Linked DNA regions of Homo sapiens: all the other regions are linked to region 1. The links are chromatin loops, found by intact Hi-C in ENCODE. Cell type or tissue: mammary epithelial cell. All regions are shown on one strand. Links, peaks and the distances in the headings refer to the core of each region. The heading gives the core; the rest is flanking DNA.

The links. Peaks named below come from ENCODE experiments on the same cell type or tissue, not always from the same donor. Only the 100,000 strongest peaks of a DNase experiment are listed, where the experiment ranks them.
Region 2: a loop joins it to region 1, with 4 times the contacts of the local background. A loop is called at or near these places in 12 of 110 quality-filtered maps.
Region 3: a loop joins it to region 1, with 4 times the contacts of the local background. A loop is called at or near these places in 13 of 110 quality-filtered maps.

Annotation. Positions count from the first base shown.
Region 1 is chr1:43,930,845-43,936,593 of GRCh38, reverse strand. It overlaps ARTN (artemin), which reads right to left and starts at 2,793. Exons shown (of 5, transcript NM_057091.3): 1 at 2,709-2,793; 2 at 2,334-2,482; 3 at 878-1,004; 4 at 363-501; 5 at 1-292. The coding sequence starts at 937. It overlaps ST3GAL3 (ST3 beta-galactoside alpha-2,3-sialyltransferase 3), which reads right to left. Exons shown (of 12, transcript NM_006279.5): 12 at 5,435-5,749. RefSeq lists silencers at 79-128, 2,152-2,201, 2,752-2,841 and enhancers at 73-667, 668-1,262, 3,352-3,401, 4,031-4,531, 5,717-5,749. In mammary epithelial cell, for the core only: CTCF peaks have their summits at 1,662 (motif pointing right) and 2,212 (motif pointing right); DNase peaks (open chromatin) are centred at 773, 2,213, 2,973 and 3,603; H3K4me3 peaks cover 3,642 bases; H3K27ac peaks cover 3,556 bases.
Region 2 is chr1:43,662,163-43,670,292 of GRCh38, reverse strand. It overlaps KDM4A (lysine demethylase 4A), which reads right to left. Exons shown (of 22, transcript NM_014663.3): 5 at 7,206-7,399; 6 at 4,548-4,597; 7 at 3,738-3,841; 8 at 3,202-3,339; 9 at 2,274-2,521; 10 at 994-1,193. LOC124904165 (a long non-coding RNA gene) reads left to right here and starts at 2,461. Exons shown (of 3, transcript XR_007066050.1): 1 at 2,461-2,549; 2 at 3,181-3,435; 3 at 5,302-6,663. RefSeq lists enhancers at 2,782-3,981, 5,623-5,682, 5,973-6,052. In mammary epithelial cell, for the core only: no CTCF peak of the experiment used is centred there; a DNase peak (open chromatin) is centred at 3,392; H3K27ac peaks cover 1,618 bases.
Region 3 is chr1:43,234,274-43,242,403 of GRCh38, reverse strand. It overlaps CFAP57 (cilia and flagella associated protein 57), which reads right to left. Exons shown (of 23, transcript NM_001378189.1): 20 at 7,991-8,125; 21 at 7,766-7,909. All of the region lies in intron 1 of LOC105378685 (a long non-coding RNA gene), which reads left to right. LOC124904164 (a long non-coding RNA gene) reads left to right here. Exons shown (of 2, transcript XR_007066042.1): 2 at 4,725-5,058. Among named protein-coding and RNA genes, the nearest start is that of TMEM125, 32 kb to the left of the region's middle. In mammary epithelial cell, for the core only: a CTCF peak has its summit at 4,115 (motif pointing left); no DNase peak of the experiment used is centred there.

The sequences.
Region 1 (5,749 bases), core at 1-4,000:
CTGAGGTCGTGTGGAGAGCGCGCGCGGCGGCAGGAGCCGCTGCAGAAGCGGAAACGCACCAGCTCGTCGGAGCGGTGGCCCAGGCCGAGCGCGCGCACCGGCACCAGCTGCGAGCGCAGGCGGCAGCCCCGCGCCCCCGCTGCCCGAGCGCGGCTGCCCGGGCCCCCAGCCCGCGCCGCGCGGCCCCCGCGGGGAAGAGCAGATGGGGGTGCAGGCGGCGGGGGCGCGGGCCGAGAAGGCTGCGGCGGCGGCCGCCGGGCTCTTCCACTGCACCAGCGGGCCGTGCGTCCCCCTGGAATGAGACCCAGTCACGCGCGGTGTCCCGGGCCAGCCCCGCCCCGCCCCCTCGCCCTCTCACCTACCCGGCAGGTGGCCGGCGGGGGACGCCAGGACAGGCGGGGGGCCTTCGCGGGGGGCAGGGCTGCGGGGCGCGGAGCCCAGGGAGGCCTCTGCGACGCTGCTCAGCAGAGCCAGAGCGGCCAGGGTGGGCCACAGGGCAGGCTGCGCGGAGAGACCAAGTGGAGCCTCAGGGAGAAAGAGGGCACCCAGGTGGGCTTGGGGAGGAAGGACCTCAAGGAGGGGCTGTCCTCGGGCTGAGATCAGGCCGGGCATGGGCTCCTAGCTGTGTGGAGGGGAAACTCAGGAAGGGCCTAGGTTCCAGTATAATGGGTTTGCTGCCTCTGGGAGCCCAGGGGAGGAATCACCTGAGTGCACCGACCATTCAGAGAAGTCCCGCTCCTCCTCCCATTCACCTGGTCCCTCCCTGACCATTTTCCCTCCCACACCTAACCGCTGCCCAAGCCAAGCCCTGCTCTCCCTCACCAGTCAAGCCGCCTTTCCTCAGTACCAGGTAGGAGTCACTGGGAGAACCACTCACCTGCTGCCTAGGCCAGGGGCAGTGGGACAGCGTGGAGAGGCCTCCAAGTCCAAGTTCCATCTCTATCAACACCAGGAGCGCCCATCAGCCATTGTTGAGCTGTTCCCCCACCCTCCTGTTGAGGCAGCTTGCAAATTAAGAGATGAGTTATCTTTTGTGGGGGACCGGCCTGCCACCCCAGTTTCTCCAGGTGAGGAACAAGGGGCCTACACAGCTAGACTCAACCCAGCAGAAGTAGCTGCACTGGGAACCTTACTATGTGTTAGGTGCTTTGCAGCTATTCTTTCACAACTCCATGAGGTAAATGGTTTAATCCCCTTTTTCCAGATGAGCAAACAAGGCTCAGAGAAGCTCAGAGGTTGTCTAAGGTTACAAGGTCACACAGCTGGAGGGGAGAGAGGGGTCCTCTTTTCCCAGAACCTTCCTGCTCTGCGTTGTAGGTCTGGAGATGCCAGAAGTGGCTGGAAGGAGTTATAGCTGGACACACTTGGTCCTACAGAGGCCTTCACCCCAGGCTGCCGGAGAGGAAGCTGAGGGCTGGAGAAGAATTAGGGTGCTAGCTGGTCACTCTAAGAGTTATCTAATGATAGTGAGCCCCAAGCCTCAGCCTGTGCTGCCCACCCAGAGCTGCTTCACCTCGCCCCTCTGTGAACTGTGTTCTGGACCCAGAGCCACCTGAGTTCTCTCCTCTGACTATAGGTGTCCCTCGATGACCACAGAGCCGGGGGATGGTGGGAGCTAATGGGCCCTCTGAAAACATGGGGCCTGGGTCATGGCTTCCTGTGGCCACAAGGGGGCAGAGTCTGCCAAGCCTGCAGATTCCAAGCAGGGTGGGCTTTTCCATCCCCTCAGCTACACTCAGGCCTGAGCCACTCCCAGGAGGGCCAGCTAGGCTTCCATACCAGCCTGGTCTCTGAGAGCTGAGCCACCCTGGGAGCTGGTCTAGGTCTGTCCCCCTCCCAGCCTCCTATGGATCTGGCAGCCTAGTCATGCTCCTAGAAGTTTCCCCCTTGAGCCATCGTTCCTGATCCCAGCCAGCCTTCCTGAGCTCCCACTGCTAGCACTCCCAAACACCCTTTTGGGGCCCTAGAGCCTTCGTAAGTCCTCATTAGCCAGCCTCCTCTTGGGTCCCAGCTACCACCCTCATCCCCATCCTTTAGCACACAGAATGCCTGCACACCTGTGGAACAGACCCCCAGGCCTTCCCGGGGTTGTCCTCCAGGTCCTGGTGTGTGCCTCTTGGCTAAGTGGAATCAAGGCCTCCGAGCCAGGCCAGTGACTGTTGTCCGTGATGGAGGGAAAGGCAGGCAGGGCAGCCTTAGGAGCCCTCTGCGCTAGGGGGAGCCCGGGAGCAGGTCTCTTGAGGGCAGCTCAGGCCCTGCCTCCTACCTCCTTGTGGTCTAGGGCCATTTGGTTCTCTGGCCCTTGCCTCCCCATCCACCAGCCCGCTACTCACCACGGGGTCCTGCACCTTGTTCTTCTAGGCACCTTTCCGGGGACCAGTGCTGGGCTCTCCCCCGAAGCTCAAACAGCGCATGCCCAGGACTGTACACCTGGCAGTGCCTCTTTTAGCCAAAAGTGTGGCCTTGGCAGCCAGTCTGCACCCTGTAGCGGCAGCGGGAGCCTCACATTACAGTGGGCCGGCAAGGCCAGCACAGTCCAACAAGCGACAAGAGGGACTGAGGGGCTGGGAGGGGCGGAGAACTGTGCCGAGGGCCCAAGAGAGGGAGGATGCAAGAAAGGAGAGGAGGGGGGTGGTCCTGTCCTCTCCCCCAGCCCAAGAGCGTCCATCCAGGGCTGGGACCAGAAACAGGCAAGTGGGCTGGCTTACCTCGGGTGTGGGGCTCCAGGCCCGGGTGGCAGCGAGGGCTGGGGCCCGAGGGACCTGCTGCTGGCGGAGCCCCCGGGCCTTGTCTGGGGGCCGGGCCCAACTCCATCCCTCAGCAGCCTCCTGCCCGCCGCCGCAGCCGTCCGGTGTCAAATTCCAGCCCCAGCGTCACCAGATCCCGGGGTGGGGCTGGGAGCGCCCCTGCCCCGCCCCACCTTTCGGGGCTCACCTGGCTGCTCCACCCGTCGGATCCAGTCCCCCCTAGCTTGGCTAGGTCCCCCGAGGTTGGGAGGGGGGTAGATGCTGGGAGGGGCCCCTCGGATATGGAGAGTAGAGAACTCGAGCGGTGGAGAGGCACGGAAACCGGGAGTTGAGTTTGTAGACTCGCGAAGTAGAGAGCTGGGAGGCCGGGCCGAGGGCGGGAGAAAGTGAGTGAGGGCGGGGAGCGAGGGGTAAGCCGGTCCCTGCGTGGGGCGGCTGACTGCTGGTACGTGCAGATTTGGGGGTCCGGCTGTCTGCCCTGCAGCAGCTGCTCTCTGCTCCACCCGATTCTTCTCTCAGCGGCCAGTTCACCTGCCTTGTTGGGTTGCTTAGCCTCTGCGCAGCTTTCAGGATCTGACTCTGCTCTAGTCTCCCCACAGCTCACCTCCTGTGCTGCTTAGGGCTTGGAGTACGGACACACTTGCAAACACGGGAGTCACTGGGGCACAGCAGGGGCAGTGTTGGCAGAAGTGGGTACTGAGGGCTGAAGGCAGGGGTCACAGAGGAGGAACATCTGAGCTGAGTCTTGAAGTAGGTAGCTGGAGGGCAGCATTTCAGATGCCTAATTATGGCAATTTGGCAGGTGGGTTGAGGGCTGGGTGAGTAACATGGATGGAAAGATCCTAACACTGGGGACCATGGGAGGGTTTTGAGCAGAATGGTGTAATCAGACAGGCATTTTTTGTGGATGACTCTGGCTGTAGTAAAGAGGATGGGGTTGGAGAGAAAGGTGGAGGCTGCTGTGGAAAGAGGATGAGGTCTGATGCAGGGCATGAGGGGAGCGTGGGGCTGCCAGGCCCCAATCTGGAACACGCAATTTTGAAAATTCATTAGTGCCTGACTGGATAGGGTGAGGAGGTAGGTAGACCCTGCAAAAGTGTGCCTTTGGCGGGGTGACCTGGGGGAGGGGTACATCCCGGCTCCTGGGAGGAAAGGCAGGGGCTCATGAGTTCGGTGTTGGACATGTTGAGTTGGAAGGGCCTGTGGATTATCCAAGTGGAAATGTTCAGGAAGCCGGTGAATTTGTAGCCTGGAAGGAAGCAGAGAGAGCTGCGCTGGCAAAGGCAATTTGGGAATTGTCAACCAACTGGCAATTGGAAGCTGTGGTCAGGGATGAGAGTGCTGGGGATGTGTGTGGACCAGCTGTACCCTGGCTATGCTTCTGAACCACTAGGGACCTTTAAAAACTACCCACATCCGGGCCTCAACCCAGACCCAAATCAGACTTTCAGGGTGGACATGTGCAGTTTTCAAATTGCACAGGTGATTCTGGTGCATGGCCAGGGCTCAGAACCATAGCTGGTGTGAAAGTAGTTTTCCGCGGTGGTGAGGACTAGAAGTCAGACCACAGAGAACTGCTGCTGGAGGTGGTGGGGCTGCTGCAGGCGTGCCAGGAGCCCCCTGGGATAGGAGGCCAAGCAGGGAGCAGTCTGCTCTGTCACCTCCCACAACCGGCTGCTCAGTTGGGGCACCTGCCTTGGGGCTTTTTCAGCCAGGGACACCACTTATGGCCATTCAGCCTATGCCCTGTACAACTCCACGGGGCACCATCCAGGCAGGAACATGTGCATGGTAGTGGCCTTATTTCCGGTAGAAATGGAGGGGGTTTCTGGGTTGACCTGTCCCTCAGTCAGGGCCTCCCTTACCCCCCTAGCCCAGGAGGCTTCTGCCTAAGGCCGGCCACAGTGGGAAGGAGCATGTGGGAGGCTGCTGGTCCCTGGGATGGCCGGGACTCCAGCCTTAGGGCTCACCAGTGGGAGGGCAGCCCAGGGCTGCCTGGAGTCTTGGATTGGGGTGGGCAGGAGAGAGGAGCAGGAGCCGGCCACCCCACTTACTGCCTGCCACAGTGGCAGTGTGTGACAGAAAGCTCACTTCATGGCCTCAAGTGCAGGCGACAGTCTGGTCTGTCCATTCTCAGGCCTGCCTGGGGATGCTGGGGAAGAGAGGGATCAGACTCTAGGACTCTTAAGAAGGCGACGTGATATCTTTTCTAAAGTATGACAGAGGATACCTAGAGCAGGGCTGAAGGGAGAGGGTGTGCCTCTGTGCTAATGATTGGGGCTGGGGCATGTCCTTCCCAGAGGGACGGGAGTGTCAGTAGTAGGGTAGGTCTGTGAGCCTCTGCTTGCTGCAGGGGCTCAGCAGTATATCTTTCCTGTGCTTGCAGGAATATCTGTCCTTCCAGAGGTGGGGCTGTGGCACCCCAAGGCAATGTCCTAGGGCTCCAGTCCTGTGCCTCTGTCTCCTCTAAGAGTGTGCCCTGAAACCTCTGGTCTCAAAGCAAAGAGGATACAGGAGATGCTCCAGAGGCCTCTGGATGGCTACCTAGGTCCTGCATTGACACAAGAAGTGAAAGGGACCCAGGACTCTGTGGACTGGAGAGAGGGCCCGAGGGTTTGGCATAGTTGCTAAGGCTTTAGGTTCCTGTTTCTTCCAGGAAAGTCAGAGAAGGCAAAAAGAGGCCAGGCTCAGGGAAGAGCTTTATTGCTTCCATGGGGGTGGCCTGGGACGGCTGCCACAGCTTGGGTAAGCTCCTTGGGCCTCACTTCCCTTTGGTCCAGGCTAAAGGCAGAACCCAACCACCTGGCAGTCTTGTTGCTGAAACCTAGAACATGTGGCAAGTTGGTGAGTCCGGGCCTGCGGTAGTCCTATGGATCAGCTGCAGCTGTGGAGGGGAGCTCTTCCCAGCAGGCGGAGCTGGGCGTCACCCTCCTGAGCTTTAAAGTTCTTTCTGCTATAGCCCTGGGGCGGTCTTGTTGGCTCCGAAGGGATGGCTCCAGGGT
Region 2 (8,130 bases), core at 1,879-5,878, 270 kb after region 1:
GTGTCAGTCCACAGTGCTGCCTGGCTGTCGGCAGACCACATCTTTGGGTCATACCTGACCCAAGACAGATACAAGCCTTTCTCTAACAAATCTAGCCTCAATGACCTTCCAAGTGACTGCTAAACAGCACTGATCACACCACTCCCTCTCTTAAAATATAAATGGCTTCTTAAGCTTCCAAGTGAGCAAATGAAAATGGCAGACAGCCCTACATCATCTCCTATTTCTCCAGCGTCACCTTCTGGTCACACAGCTGCCTTCCACCCTAATATTCAATTGAGGGAAACTCCCCACCAGTTCCCCCAAGTGGACCATGCTATTAATATTTCCCATCTCTGCTGGGAACAGTGGCTCACGCCTGTAATCCCACTTGGCATTTTGGGAGGCCGAGGCAGGCGGATCACCTGAGGTCAGGAGTTCAAGATCAGCCTGGCCAACACGGTGAAACCCCATCGCTACTAAAAATACAAAAAAAAATTAGCCAGGCATGGTGGCAGGCACCTGTAGTCCTAGCTAGTTGGAAGGCTGAGGCAGGAGAATCGCTTGAACCCAGGAGGCAGAAGTTGCAGTGAGCCAAGATTGCGCCCCTGCACTCCAGCCTGCATGACAGAGCAAGACTCCATTTCAAAAAAAAAAAAAAAAATTCCCATCTCCATGCCTGTGCCCTGCTCCTCCCATCTGGGACTCCCTTTCTACATCCCTCCTCTCTCTCTGTCCGCCTGGGAAGGTCCTACTTACCTTGTAAGAGTCACCTTCACCAAAACCTCCAGTGTTTCCCTGACCCCTGACCAGGCAGAGGGAGGAGCTTTTCCCTACGTGTCCAGTCCTCCCTGTACATCCCTACCCAAAGCACTTCTCACACTCCAAGTATGCTATCTGCTCACGGACCTGTCACTCTGCCTTTTTTATTTCTGACCCAGCACTCAATATGGCATCTAACACGGGACACATATATGAGTTAGGGTTGTGGAAAATACACCATAGTCAACTAACCTGGGAAGGTAAGACCATCCTCAACTTGCCGCACAGAGCTATGGGTGGGCCTCACAGGGGCGAGGGCTGCCGGGCACTCCGTCATCTCATACTGCTCAGAACTCAGATCCTCCTTGGGGAAGAGCTCACTCTGACTCACCTCCTGTGGTATTTCAAGACAAACTCGGTGCCTCTTTGTCCCTATTCGGTGCTTGGCCAGGCTGCAAGGGAGAGGGCAAATCTTTTAAGAGCCCACATATACATCCACTTACTCAAACACATTCATACACATCCACACACAACCCAAAGTGAATGGCCAGAGCCTGTCAGGCCTGGCTCAAAACTCAGGGACACCTCTTATTTGTGACTTGAGACAAGGGACTTCACCTCTCTGACCTTGTTCAATCATCTGGAAAATACAGGTATTACCACCCACCTAACAGATTTGTTGTGAGGATTAAGAAAAGGTATGCAGAGTAGCTGGCAAAGTGCCTGGCATATAGCAGGTACCAAGGAACGGTTCCTCCTTTCTTTCCCATATGGCCCAGGATAAATTCTCCTCAGAGCACAGATCCCCTGGCTCAGCCACCAATAGCACTGCAGACTTAAATCACGACATTACCAATGCCCTTGAGTCTCATCCTCACTACACTTCTTTTTAAAAGACTCTCTGATATGATGAGAAAACATGACTTTTCTGGCTCAGAGGGAGCCCGACCTTCGCACATAAATGCCCCCGACCCTCATATAACTGACGCCTTGCTCCAGCAGACTACACGCCCACTACAGGTCTCTCATTCAGAAAGTGCCTGAATGCTCTGGCTCTCAGGTTTCTGGAGCCTTTACCAAGAACACTCCCTTAGCCAAGGCACAAACGGCATCTTAGAAACAGCCTCGGCCGGGCGCGGTGGCTCACACCTGTAATCCCAGCACTTTGGGAGGCCGAGGTGGGCGGATCACGAGGTCAGGAGATCGAGACCGTCCTGGCTAACACAGTGAAACCCTGTCTCTACTAAAAATACAAAAAATTAGCCAGGCGTGGCTGTAGGTGCCTGTAGTCCCAGCTACTCGGGAGGCTGAGGCAGAAGAATGGCCTGAACCCGGGAGGCGGGGCTTGCAGTGAGCCGAGATCGCACCACTGCACTCCAGCCTGGGCGACAGAGCGAGACTCCATCAAAAACAAAAACAAAAACAAAAACAAAACAAAACAAAAAAAACAAGAAACAGCCTCTCCACAGATTACAGGACCTACCCAGACATCCCTCCCTCACGCAGCCAGGACAAAAGGGCTGCTGGGTTACCTTGTCTTCAGGTCTCCTTCCTCTCCATCCTCCACCCCTTCCATGTCCTCCTCTGGGCACTCCTCCTCGTTGCCAGCTCTTGGAGGCAGTTCACTCTCCTTAAGAAACTCAGCTGCTTCTGGCGTGGGCAGAGTATGGTCAATAACTGTGTTGTCCTTCCCAGCTTTCCAAAGTTTGTACCTTTCTGGCTGGAACTTTCTCACAAACACATCCATGGAGATCTTCACCATGTCCTTTCTACAGGAGCACTGTCAGCAGGAACCAGAAGAGCACCAGGTGAGCATACCTTGCTGCTTCCAACTCACCCCCACGTCCTAGCTCCTCCCTCCACATGGAAACAAGTGCAAGATGGTTTATAACCAGATTGTTTTGGTTCACAGGCTGAGGGCATGTTATCCTTGCAGGACCTTCAAACATGAAGGGAAGCAGGGAAAAAAAGGCAGAGAGCACATGCTACTGGGGCAAATCTACCTGGGCACTAACTCGGGGTCACAGAGGGTGGTTAGGCTCTGCACTTAGGCCCCCAGGACGGTGAGCCACCTGCCCTTGTTCCCTGTCCAAGCCAGGAACACACAAGCAAGTCTACTACTATCAGTCAAAGGCCCGACCCTGCTGCTTCCCTAGAGTAAAGGAAACCCCTAAAAATTTCAACAGAGAAATCTCGGAATGGATAAACAAGAGTATTAACGTGTGTGGATGTGGTTTTAATGCCTAATGGACTTAAGAACCTCATTTTATACTTCCCAATTCTGAACACATTTTTAAAAATTCCTTATGAACACAAAATGTTAGTACTCTGACACATTGCTAGCTGCTTGTTTCTGAATTCCAGCAGCTCAAAGAAATACTCTAATCACCAGCCAACGTATCTAACCAGAATTTGCTCATTTTTGTCATGGTGTTATAGAAAGAAATCAAGCAGACTTACCAGCACAGCTTGCTTGCCGTACTCAATCCACCGACGGGTAGCAAAATTGGTAGACTCCGCACAGTTAAAACCATGGTTAAAGCCGGCATGGTAACCATAAGGGAAAGTGATCATAAACTCTCCAGCCTCTTGAGTCACCTGAACAAGAGCAGACTTGAAGCAGCTGCTTCAAATGGCAGAAGTCCACAGAACTGGAATTCTGAGCTCCACCACAACTTAGCTGAGTAACAAAGGGTAAGTCATAAAACCCCTGGGGTCCTTGCTGTCTTCTATAAAATGCAAAGCCCAGACATATCAGATGACATGACTATAATTAACCATTCCTCCAAATGAACACTGTTCTAGGGGATCTGACTCTCCTCTGGCACCAGGAAGCTACAGTGGCCCCACCTTTAATGCTCTTAGATCAAAGTGTTGTTACATAGTTTATTTAAGCTTTGGCCCCCTCTTGGTATAGTGATGAACTAGAATAAAACTGTAAAACAAAGGCCAGAAAGGGTGGTGCCTGAGAACTTTGGCATGTAACATCAGCTCACCTTGTCAAAGGGAATTCCATATTTCTTCAGCATTAACGGGGAAATCAGGGTCATCTTGTGGCGGAGAAATGCCTCACAGCTTTGAGCACTTCCTGGGAAAAAGCCTATTTAATTGAAAGGGTACAGGTTAACACAGTGCTCCACACTAGCTCCGCAATCCTGGAGTCACTTCACACCTGTGCTTCTCATCGGAATGATAAAGAGGATGCATCACCAATGTGACCTCTGAGGATCCTTATAGCTCCGCACCAATTCTAAGATTCTGCAATGAGCCTCTAGGCTCACTCCCATGTAGGGCATTACGTGGGTAATGAAATCCTGTTTGGGAAACCAAGGTCACCCAAGCTGCCTCTGTTCTTATAGAGCTTTGAAACTATTTAGGACCTTTTCTCCAGTCACTTGTATCCCTGATCTTTTTTCAGTAATGCAGCTGTAGTATCATCTACCCAGGCTTTCCTATGTTCTCCAGACATACAAATCTAAGTCCACTTAAAAGAAACAAAGCATAAAGTTCAATTTTTTCTTTAACATTTGGGTCTTTAGTGGAAACACCAGTCATACTGGGTCTGGTTCATTATCGCTGGTCAAAGAAACACCCCTGCTCATTAAAACTGAGGCACAGACAGTCAGGACAAAGGAAGAAAAGGCTCCGTCACTGCCCTCTTAAGGTAACCAGTGTGGCTCACCCCCGTCTGCAGGCCTGCAACAGGACCTGCAAGTATCTGACCATGGGGAACGCACATTTTAGTGCAGAGCAAGGAGCACAGCTCATAGGAGGGTCCAATCCAGCAAACAGAAGAGACACAGTACCTTTGGCGAGGCGTTCCAACCGCTTTCCATGCTCAGGTGGAACAGAGTACCTGCAATCACATGAGAGCATCAGAGGCTGGGTGGAGGGCAGGTACAGAAGCTAAGGGACTTATTCCCACTCTCAAAACACCTTGAAATAGCAGATTTTTTTTTTAACTTCCCAAGCAGTAGAAAGGAATCTGAAAAAATGAAATATTAGACTGTTTGGGCACAGGAGTAAGGAGCCCATAAAGAAGGTGAGTGAATTTATTTCTTCTATATTCATTCACTTAATAAGATGTTTATTAAGTGTTCACCATGAGCCAGGATTTACGGTACATAATATTACTCTCCTTTATAATGTTGTTCATATAATAACATTTTTTAAAAGAAAAAAAAAGAAGGATGTCACTATATAACCTCAGTATTTAAAAATGCTCAGTATTTTTAAATGCTTGAAAGGCCTAACTGGGGGCAGGCAAGAGGAAGATGGAAAACAAAGTGAAAGATGGATCTGACACTTAAGAGACCTAGCCCCGTATCTGCTGATGAACCCACTTTCCCTTTATCTCCCCAACAGCTACATATACTGATTACCCAACAATCAATTACCTCTCTACCCAGTAGGGTGTCTAAACACCATAGAAACTGCTCTTCCTAAAAAATGAAAAGTAAAAAAGAACACCTAGGACTATTAAACTTTTGCAAAATTGTTAAACTTTATATTCTGAAACTCACAGTAACTCTGTTTTAACCTTTTTAATCTCTTCTGAAGATTATTCCACAGTAACAACAAATCCTCCCACTGCAAACAGCTTCATTATAAAACAAAACAGAGAAGAAGAGTTGACAAAAATGTCACCTAAAGGACTCTGGGATCCATCAGGCAACCCTATACAGAAGGCTCTGGAGGTCCCACTTCAGAGGACCTAAGAATGTATATAATAACTGGAAAACCTTCTTTTATAAGAGAATTCAAAAATCCAGGAGCAGTGAATTTTGGAGTAAACAATGGTGAAGACACAAAAGCTACATTTACACATCCTACAAGTCTAGCCTTCTGAGGAAGGAAAAACAGGACAGTAGTTAGGAGATAATCATAGGCTCAAAAGGTTCTTTCCCCCAAGATTAGAAACTGGAGAGCACTTGAAAGAAGAAAGGAAAACCCCTGAGAAAGAACATGGCTGAAGATGCTGAAAAAAGACCTGAAAGTGGATATGGTTTTCATGACTCCCCATAATGTGCCCCATGATGTCCCCTCCGGCCTCATCACTCACTTCTCATCGTTTTACACAGCACCCAAACTACAGCAGACTCCCCCTAGCTCCCTAAACACACCACGCCTGGCTAATTTTGTGTTTTTAGTAGAGACGGGTTTCACCATGTTGGCCAGGCTGGTCTCCAACTCCTGACTTCAGGTGATCCACCCACCTCGGCTTCCCAAAGTGCTGGGATTACAGGTGTGAGCCACCACGCCTGGCCCTCATGTGCTGTCTTAATCCAGGAGCTCTGCGTCTGTGGTTCCAACTGCCTGGATACACTTCCCTCAATCTCCCAGCTGCTAAGCCCACCACCACTCCACCCGGTTATGTCCTTCTCATGTTTTAGGTCTCACTTGTCACCTCTTTGAAAGAAGCCTTCTTTAATCCCATCTATCCTTCTTATGTGGACCTTAGCACCCACTTCTTCCCCTTCAGAGCTGTCCCCACACCGTATGAGCATTCTCTCACACTTTCTACCTCCTGACCAGTCTCCTATCTGTGTGAGGGTAGGTATCTCATCCATCTTATTCACTGCTGTTATCTGCAGCACCTTCACTAAAATGCTGAGATGGGCCGGGTACAGTGGCTCATGCCTGTAATCCTAGCACTTTGCAAGGCTGAAGTAGGAGGACTGCTTGAGCCCAGGAGTTTGAGACCAGCCTGTGCAACATAGTGAGACCCCATCTCTACCCTAAAAAAAAAGAAGGAAAAAAATTAGCTGGGCATAGTGGTGCACGCCTGTAAACCCAGCTACCTGGGAGGCTGAAGTAGAAGGATCACTTGAGCCCAGGAGGTCAAGGCTGCAGTGAGCCATAATGGTGCCACTGCACTCCAGCCTGGGTGACAGAGTGAGACCCTGTCTCAAAATAGAAAAAAAAAAATGCTGAGACTCAAAGATGGGTCAGCACAGAGAGAGGAGAGAGAACCAATGTTTGTCTCACCAACAAGAATAACACTCTGGAGAACAGGAAGCATGCTGAATAGCCTCGCAATCCCTTATGTGTTAAGCACACACTGCTGCTCCCCAAGTATTAGTATTTTTTCCATGACGAAAAGAAAGCTTTCTGTCATCTGAGAGAGTGACTCTAGTCTTGGAAGTCTGCTGCTAAGAAATGCCTCAGGCCTGTTCAGAAAAAAAATTAGAAAGCAGTGGGATAGCCTGGAAGAGCCCCCGTGTCTTTGGGTAACTGCCAGCACCCTGCTCTCTAAAGCCTCCCTACTCAAAAGGTGGTCCGAGCACCAGAGCTCCAACAGCAAGCATCTTAGCACTTGAAAGTGTGTTTAAAACATGGAATGTCACCCCAAGCCTGAACCAGGGTCTGCCCTTTAACACAATCCTGAGGTGCTTCCCACGCACAATGAACATGAGCCCGTGCTCTAGCATAGAAGCCCGGTGCCGACTGCAGGCAGACTGTACCAGGACTTTGGTTCTCCAAAGTGCAGGTAGTTGATGCTGTAGAGGTCCATGTCTTCAGTGTGCCAAGCAAAGGATGTCTTCCACATGCCAAAGTACAGGTATGGGGTGTTCACACCCTCAATGGTGATCCCACTCTCCTTTTCCACCAAGTCCAGGATTGTTCTCAGCCGGCCAATATTCCACTCATCAACATGCTGCAAAGGCAATGACAGTCCAGGGCAAGTTACATTTGCATAGAAACCGAGGCTCTGAACCTACAAATCAGAGTAGGTCACAAGTAAGCTGTCATCTCTGACAAACATTGGGAATAATGTCAAAACACTATGGACGTGAAGACCATAGCATTCCTCATTGACTTTCACGGCTACCACTGGAACTGACACCATTTACCTTCAAAGGGCAAATATTACTTTGTGAATACTAGTGTAGGAAAGATGAATAAAGAGATGACAGTCACCTGTTTGTTTTTTCGTTTGTTTTTGAGACGGAGTCTCGCTCTGTTGCTCAGGCTGGAGTGCAGTGGCATGATCTTGGCTCACTGCAACCTCCGCCTCCCGGGCTCAAGCAATTCCCTGCTTCAGCCTCCCGCGCACCTGGGATTACAGGCACCCACCACCATGCCCAACTAATTTTTCTATTTTTAGTAGAGCCGGGGTTTCACCATCTTGGCCAGGCTGGTCTTCAACTCCTGACCTTGTGATCCACCCGCCTTGGCCTCCCAAAGTGCTGGGATTACAGGCCTGAGCCACCGCGCCCGACCAAGAGTCACCTGTTTGAAACCCCAAGAGGAAAAGTTTGAACTGATGCTAAAGAAATTTAGGTCAAAATAGAAAAAAAACTCTATGACCACAAAAAAAAAAATCGCAAAACATGGGAACTATGACAGTGGGCCAGGTGTGGTGGCTCACGCCTGTAATCTCAACAC
Region 3 (8,130 bases), core at 1,879-5,878, 700 kb after region 1:
CCAATATTATGGAGATACTATGTTAATCCTAGAGTATAGAGAGTGTAAATCTTAGCTTCTGCTCTTGAGGAGTTTACAGTTTAGTGCGGGGTGTGGGTACAGTTTAACATGGTGGCCACCTTGCTGTGATGGAGGAGTGGGCCTAGAGGAAAGATGCTTCCTTCTGCCTGAATGACTAGGGTGGATTCCTAGGAATTGACCCCTGGGCTGAGGCTTGAAGGAGTCACCAAGGAGAGGGTAAAGGGTGTCCCAGACAACTAGAACAGCAGAAGCAAAGGCACAGAATGTGACACAGCTGATGGGGGTGGGGGAGACCTGCAACAGTCCTGCATCACTGGAATGCAGAGTGAAAGGAGGGGAGTCGACAGGAGTGAGGACGAAGCTTGCTGGGGGCCAGGTGGTGCAGGCTCTGCACCCTGGGACCAAACAGTCTCTTTCCTCTTTTCCCACACCTCAAATCTCTGCCTTCCATTTCACACCCAGCACAAGTACCCCAAGGAGGAGCCCCATCCCCAAGGGCCCAAAGAGACTGGCCACTTTGCTCTTAGAGCCCACAGCCACAGTAGTCAGCTTGTCTACAGCAGTTCCTCGTGTATGACCATACAAATACATCACCTGACCACCTTGTTAGATGCCCCTCTGACTCATAGGTCTGGAATGGGCCCTGAAATCCTGCACTGGGCTTCCAAGAGATGCTGCTGCTGGTCTGCAGGCCAGACCACACTTTCAGTTGCAAAGCACCTGAGGGTCTGTATACCAGAAAAGGCAGTTGCAGGCCAAATCTACATAAAATGGACCTGTGCCAGGAACAAACTGTGCTTCTACTTGGGACATTATCTCACGAGTGGTGGCTACGGAGTCAGAGCCCAGAGAACAGGATGGTCTTAAGCACTGTTCTCCCTGAGCTGTGACAAACGGTCCTCTGCTGTGGGGAGGTACCTGTGGAACCCAGAAGGGAGCAGGGGTCGGGCTAGAGACACCGCAATGATTCTTTTCCTCCAGAAATGCTTCATCTAAAGCACAGATCTACACCTTTAGACTTCCAGTATATTACTTAATTTCAGTATTCCTTACAATATAGTTTGGATGTTTGTCTCCTCGAAATCTCCTGTTGAAAACTGATCCCCAGTGTTGGAGGTGGGGCCTAGAGGGAGGTATTTGGGTCATGGGAGCAGATTCCTCATGAAGGGCTTGGTGCCATCCTCGCAGTAATGAGTGCTTGTTCTATTCGTTCCTGCAAGAACTAGTTGTTTTAAAAGAACCTGGCCTCGGCTGGGCACGGTGGCTCACACCTGTAATCCCAGCACTTTGGGAGGCCGAGGCAGGTGGATCATGAGGTCAGGAGATCAAGACCATCCTGGCTAACATGGTGAAACCCCGTCTACGCTAAAAATACAAACAGTTAGCCGGGCGTGGTGGCGGGTGCCTGTACTCCCAGCTACTTGGGAGGCTGAGGCAGGAGAATGGCATGAACCCAGGAGGCGGAGCTTGCAGTGAGCCGAGATCGTGCCACTGCACTCCAGCCTGGGCGACAGAGCGAGACCGGCCCCTTCTCCTCTCCTACTCTCTCTTTCGCCATGTGACACGCCTGCTCCTCTTTTGCCTTCCATCATGAGTGAAAGCTTCCTGAGGTCTTGACCAGAAGCAATGCTGGTGCCATGCTTCCTGTACAGCCCTCAGAACTGTGAGCCAAATAAACCTCTCTTCTTTATAAATTACCCAGCCTCAGGTATTCCTTTATAGTAATGAAATCTCTCTGTCTCGGATGAAATGCCCAGTCCTCATTGTCAACCCCTCATTCTTCATGCTAGGATTTGTACTTGTGTTTCTGAATCAGATGTTTTCTCCATCGAATGCTTTACCCTTTGAACCAACCCAGGCCTTGCTGATTGTAGTGTGATGGGTCCCCCACCAGGTTACTTAAGGGTGTATGTTCACTGTCTGAACCCTCAAGGCCAGGCAGTTAGTCAAGGCCATGGTGCCCAGCTGTGGAGCAGGTGTCCCTGAGAATCCAAACATCCTAGAAGATATCTGAAAACCTACTAAGGAAAACAGTCCCATGGCACATACACAGTAGGTGAAGAGCCAGAAAATTAGCTTAAAAGCAGCTTAGCGATGTGAGGCAAAGCAGGTCTCTAGAGCTGTCCTGCTGCTGCCCAGGAGTGCCCCACATGGAAGACCTAAATAAACTCATCTACTCACCAAGCTGGACTTGTCATTCTTCGGTCTCCCCAGTTTGGGAGGGAGGGTGGGGAACATTACAGTTCCAAATTGTCTCATAACAGTGATAGGTTTCCCGCATTTCCTTTCCAGATGCTGCCTGGTAAAACTCTGCTAGATCCTCCCATGGACCTTCTCCTTGCAGACTTTATATCATGACATGATCAATTCAATACATATTTATTGGGTTATGGACCTTGGACCCTGCCTTGCATGTTAGAGGTGCTCATTAAATATTTGTGAAATGGATGAGAAAATGTATAACTAATGCAGTGGATACCAAACCGAATAAGATGAGATTCTTACTAATAAGGAAGTTACAGACCAAGGGATAAGGGACAGGTGAAAGAGACCAGAACAGAAGGGAAGGTCTTAGAGCCACAGGGGGAAGCTTGCTTGCTTGAGGTCTCTCTCCATTTCTCCCTTCAGTAGGCCTCGCTAAGCTTCACTTCTCCTGATCCTCATTAAATAACTCAATAACAATCATCAGAATAAGCACTAGAAACTGAAAGCACAATTCGAGTTCTCTCACAGTTTGCATCTTTAGCTGCTTCCTCTTTTTGGTCATCTCCATCCATTCTGTCACTGAGTCCTATTGATTTTGTGTCTGAGTTGATTCTGATGTTCATCCTTCCTGCTGGTTTGTCACCAGCTCTCAGTGTTCTCCCTTGTTCTGCTGTAAAGGCCCCCCGGCAAGTGGAGCCCTGCCCTGGCTTCTCCCCACCCCCTCCACCCTCTACAGCCCTGTCACTGTGATTGGGATTTCTGGCTCCTGGTACCTGTTGGTGTGAATGCCTGTTCCTGACCCCCCTGCCAACCTCTGACATCTTCATGATGCTCCCTTACCTAAATGGGTCTCCAGGGCTTGATCCTTTTTGGAGTATGATTGAGGCCCACCACTCAGTGCAGCCTGACTCTCTTGTTCTGTTCATTCATTCATTCATTCATTCACGTATTCATGTAAGAAAAGTAATCTAAGAACCAGTTCCTGAAAGCTTATACTGGTCACTGTGCCAGGCATGGGAGGTCCCGCTTGGCTCCACTGCAGAGCTGCCATGAGAGGCTGAAGCATGGTTGGGCCCCTGCCCAACCCAGTGTGACAGTGTGCAACCCCAGGGGAGACAGAGGAGAAGAGTGTTCCAGGCCCAGAGCCAGGAGGCGGCAAGCAGAACCTAAGGCAGGAAGAGCTTGATGATAACGATAATAAGAGTAACCACAATTGCAAGGGTTGATTGGATCACTGCAAATGTATCAAACAGCATGCATACAGTCCCTCAGTTCATCCTTACACCAACCTTGTGAGGAAACTGAGGCCGTATCTCAGTGGTAGAGCTGGTGTCTGAACCCTGTCGTGCCTCCATCCAGAGAGCCCTGCTCCTCCGTGACTACTGCTTTCCAGGCTCTGCTGTCCCCCCTCACATTTATGTCACCTCCATTCCAATATCTCACATAGTATGATGGCCAAGGACACTCCCAATAAGTATAAGTTGGGCTACCTGCAAAATGTTTTCTGGGGTGGCCTGTGTTCCGAGGGGTCCCGAGGTCACATTGAGGTCGACCGTTTTTGCTTTGGATGGCTTTGTGGATTAAAAATGTGAATGCAATGGGTTTGCCGAGCCTTCTCTTCCTGATCTCTCCCTTGTCAGTTTGACTTCCAAAATCCCCTCCAATCCTCCAGACCCCCACCCAGGTCTACACAGCTGCAGAGGAAATCTGACCTGGGGTCCACCAACGTGCCAAGTCTTGGGGGATGTGAAACTGTTTATGTAAAAAGCTTTCTAAGCAAAGGGGCTCTGCCAAGCTGTCCAGGACTGCCTTTGGCCTTTGGAACTGACTGATGACCCTGGCAGGTCTTTCCGACCTCCGTATTGAGCAGAGAAGAGAAGGGAATGCCTACAGCACCCCCTAATGGCATGGCCTGAGTCGATGCCTTTAGAATATGGCAGTACCTCACAGCCTGGAAAAAGCAGGCAACAGATTTATTCCATGGACTTGGAATCCTTGCATCAGTGACATCTTTCTGGAACCCACAGTCAGTGGGCTCACCATCTGCCTAACTGCACAAATGAGCCATCCTGGAATCCTTCTCCGTTCTTTCAACCTTCCTCCCATGTCTAACCTGACATTTCTATTTGTCATTTCTACTCTGAAATGCCTTTTGACACCACAACTTTCCCCTTTCCAAGTACTTCTCATCTACCCTTAACATGACAGTCATTTCCTAATGGGTTTTTCTGCCACCTGCCTCTTTCCCCACCAGTCTTCCCACCTTGCCAATGGAGTGTTTTGTCTTTTCAAAACAAAGACACCCCTACTTAAGAAACCTTGGGTGGAGCCTGTTTACAGGACAAACTGTACTTTTTGGCATGGCATGGACGCCCTTTCCAACATGACCCTCAGCCACCAACCATTTCAGTGGGTTCTTCTCCACTTGGACTCTCTTCTCGTGGACTCTTGGGTCTCCAAGCACCTCACAGGCCTCACTCTTCTCTGCTTTTTCTCAGGTTGTTCCCACAGCCTGGAAGTCTCTTCCCTGACTTGTTCCACGATCAACCTCTACTCACCCTTCAAGGCTCAGCTCAAATGCCCCTTGCCCCAGAAACCTTCCACAAGTCCTGAAGGCATCACTGAACCCCATTTCCAGGATGAGCCCACAGCACTGCATACAATGAGTTGAGCAGTAATTATTTGTATCTGGTCCAGGTTCCCAATGATTAACTCCTTGAGAGTAGGAACACTATCACGTTCATCTTGGAATCCTCAGTGACTGACACAGAGCTTGCTGTACAAGAAGCCCTCAAAAAATGTGTACTGAATGAATAAAATGCATGTCCTAGATGTTTGTATCTCATAGCAACTCTTATTTTCATATCTGCCAGTGTGCTGAGGAATGGAGTGGGGAGGCTGAGCTCCTGTCTGAATAAACAAATGAGACAGTGACCTCATTTTCTGTTATTTTCTAATGAGTTACTCTTAGATGCCATGTTTGCTGTGGCCTTCCTCAGCCTTTTTGGATTGAAGTGCCAGGGCCATGGCAACTGAAGATGAGGTCCAGCTGGCTCCTGACCAGCACACACCAAGGTCACCAACTGAGGGTCTGGAATCAGTTGTGCCATCCACCCTCCACCCTCCACCCCTGCCACCTGCAGTCCACAGGCACCCGTGGCCCATCCTGTGATGGGCTTCTAGGCTTTCCCACTGGATTTCTACCTTGGTTCTTGGATAGGTCCTTTGCTTGGATGAAGAGGATGGAAATTGCCTTTTTTTTTTGGGGGGGGATGGAGTCTCGCTCTGTCGCCCAGGCTGGAGTGCAGTGGCCCGATCTTGGCTCACTGCAAGCTCTGCCTCCCACGTTCATGCCATTCTCCTGCCTCAGCCTCCAGAGTAGCTGGGACTACAGGTGCCCACCACACGCCCGGCTAATTTTTTTGTATTTTTAGTAGATATGGGGTTTCACCGTGTTAGCCAGGATGATCTCGATCTCCTGACCTCACGATCCACCCGCCTCGGCCTCCCAAAGTGCTGGGATTACAGGCGTGAGCCACTGCGCCCGGCTGGAAATTGCCTTTTTTTTTTTTTTTTTTTTTTTTTTTAGCACTTATTCTGTACCAGGCCAGTGCCTAGTGCCTTATGTGGTTGTCCCATTCAATCTTGCAGGAACCCCCCACTCTCAGGTTGGTGTTTTCTTCCCTGTTTTACATATAGGCAAGGTGGCTCCTTGAGTTAAGGAATTTACCCAAGGTCTCCTGGCAGAGGAGTGGTGGAGCAGGGTAAACCAGGGTCGGCACAGTGGTTTTGAAAACTTTTCTTTTTTTTAAATCTTCCAGACTTTTTTCCAACAAAAAGAGCTCCACTGTTAGCAGCAAGCAGTCTCTTTCTGGTTGAAGGGGTAGGGACCCGGAGACCCGCACCCCCTGCCACACACCCCCCACCCTGGGCCCCTTCTTACTCCCTGCAGTTGCTGGAGTTACTTATTTGGATCCACAGGACTCCCTAGCACATAGGTTACAATGCTGCTGGAGAAAATGTTCTTCCCGGGACTTCATTTGTTGATGGCTCCCTCTGCCAGCCATCAGGGAGTGGCAGGGCTGGGCAGGAGGCCGCTTGGGTCTCCTCTGCTTTCTACCCCACCCTGGCCCAGCACCCTCCGGGGCATAGGGAAGCAGAAGAGGACAGGATGCCCGCCCCAGCAGCCTCATGCTGACGCTCACACCCTCTGGCTAGCCTGTGATCTTCCTCCTCCTACATCGATGTTTGCTTTGGCTGCTTGGCATGGAGAGAGGGACCCAGTTCCTCAGGCCTGTACTCTGGTGACAGGGCACAGAGGGTGCTAGGTGATGTCAGCAGCTGACAACTGCTCCTGCTGTCATCCTGGTTTCCCTTCCCTGCTCACTGCACTCCAGAGCCCCAGGGGGCTCTCCATGCTCTAGGTACTCCAGGCCCTAAGCAGTGGCTCAGTGTGCGGCTGCTGGTGTCTCAGGGCTCCACCAGCTGGAGGCACTTCTATCTCTGGGCCTCCGATGGCTTTCATGGCCAAGGAGTAGGGCAAAGGGTAGATGGACTGGGCTGCTTTTCAGCAGGGACTGGTCGTAAGATGACATGAGACCAGCCCTGCCTGGGTCTGGCCTGAATCACAGTGCGCTCTGCCCAGCTGTGTATGAACTGGCCAAGCTGGGAACTGGTTTGTTTCAATCTAACTGCAACCTGTTCCCATTCCAGTATTTTAATTATGGCAATAAAGAAATGTGAACATAAAAAGGTACGTGCTTTATAAATGTGATTCTGATGTTCCCTTTTGATACTAATTCACATTAATTGCCTCAGATGATACTGATACCCAAACAGAAATCTGGCAGAAGAATCCCGACTGGCAGTCCTGATAACGTGCCTGTGTGGAGGCGGCAGTAATGGGGTCAGGCTCTCTGAACAGCCTATGAAGGATCCAGGGAGGTGGGTGTGAGGCGCTTATTAAACCAGAGTGAGGCCAGCTCTGGGACGTTGTGGCTAACTTGGGACACAAGAGATAAGGGTAGGGACCTGAGGCACCAGAAAAATCAGATGAGGCGTGGCCACGAGATATGGGTAGCAGAATACAAAGGAGCAAAACAAAGTCAGGTGAAATGAGAGTTGGGAATGGAAGAGAGAAGGGAAAGTGGCTCAGGAGAGGTAAGATGATGTGGATGAAGGTCTAGAGGGCCAAGGGGCTGATGAGAGGAGTGAGGCAGGGGACACAGGTGTGCTCTGGATAAAGATGGTGTAGAAAAGAGGAATCGGGTATGTGGAGAAGGGAGGTGGGCATTGGGTGGGGTGGAGGCCAGGGTGCAGCATGGAAGTGCCTAGAAAACCTCCTAGGTGAGCTCTCAGCCACAGTCACAGCCAAGACGAGCTCAGAGGAGAGGAGCCAAAATAAGACTTTAGGGGGAGCTACTGGGCCCCCAGACACCTGGGGAGCCCTGAAGACAGGTGGTCTCAGAGGGACCCTTGATGGGATCTCTCATCTTGGATGGCTTGGCCTCCACAGGGGCTGAGGGGAGCATGCAGGTACCTGCATGATGCGGACGTAGTCTGTGCGGTGCAGCTCGCCCTCCTTGACCACCTTCTTCTTGAGAGTGGCCAGGTTCCTCTCCAGGTGCTCCCGCTGCCGGGTGTACTCCTGCTGCAGGTCTGTGTTCAGCCCTGCGATCTCCACCTGACGGGGCCCAGGAGATTCTCAGTGAGGGAGAGGAGACCCCGGAGGTCAGTGCATGGCAGGAGGGGAGGCTGAGCTTACCATGTCTGCTCGCTGCACGTACTTCTCAAAGAGACCTCGAACCTTCTCCTTCAGCAGCCGCGGTTCCTGAATATAGGCTACGCAGTTGTGGAGGTCTGTTTTAAACCTTTTGACCAGCGCTTCCAAGTCTCGCTCCTGCA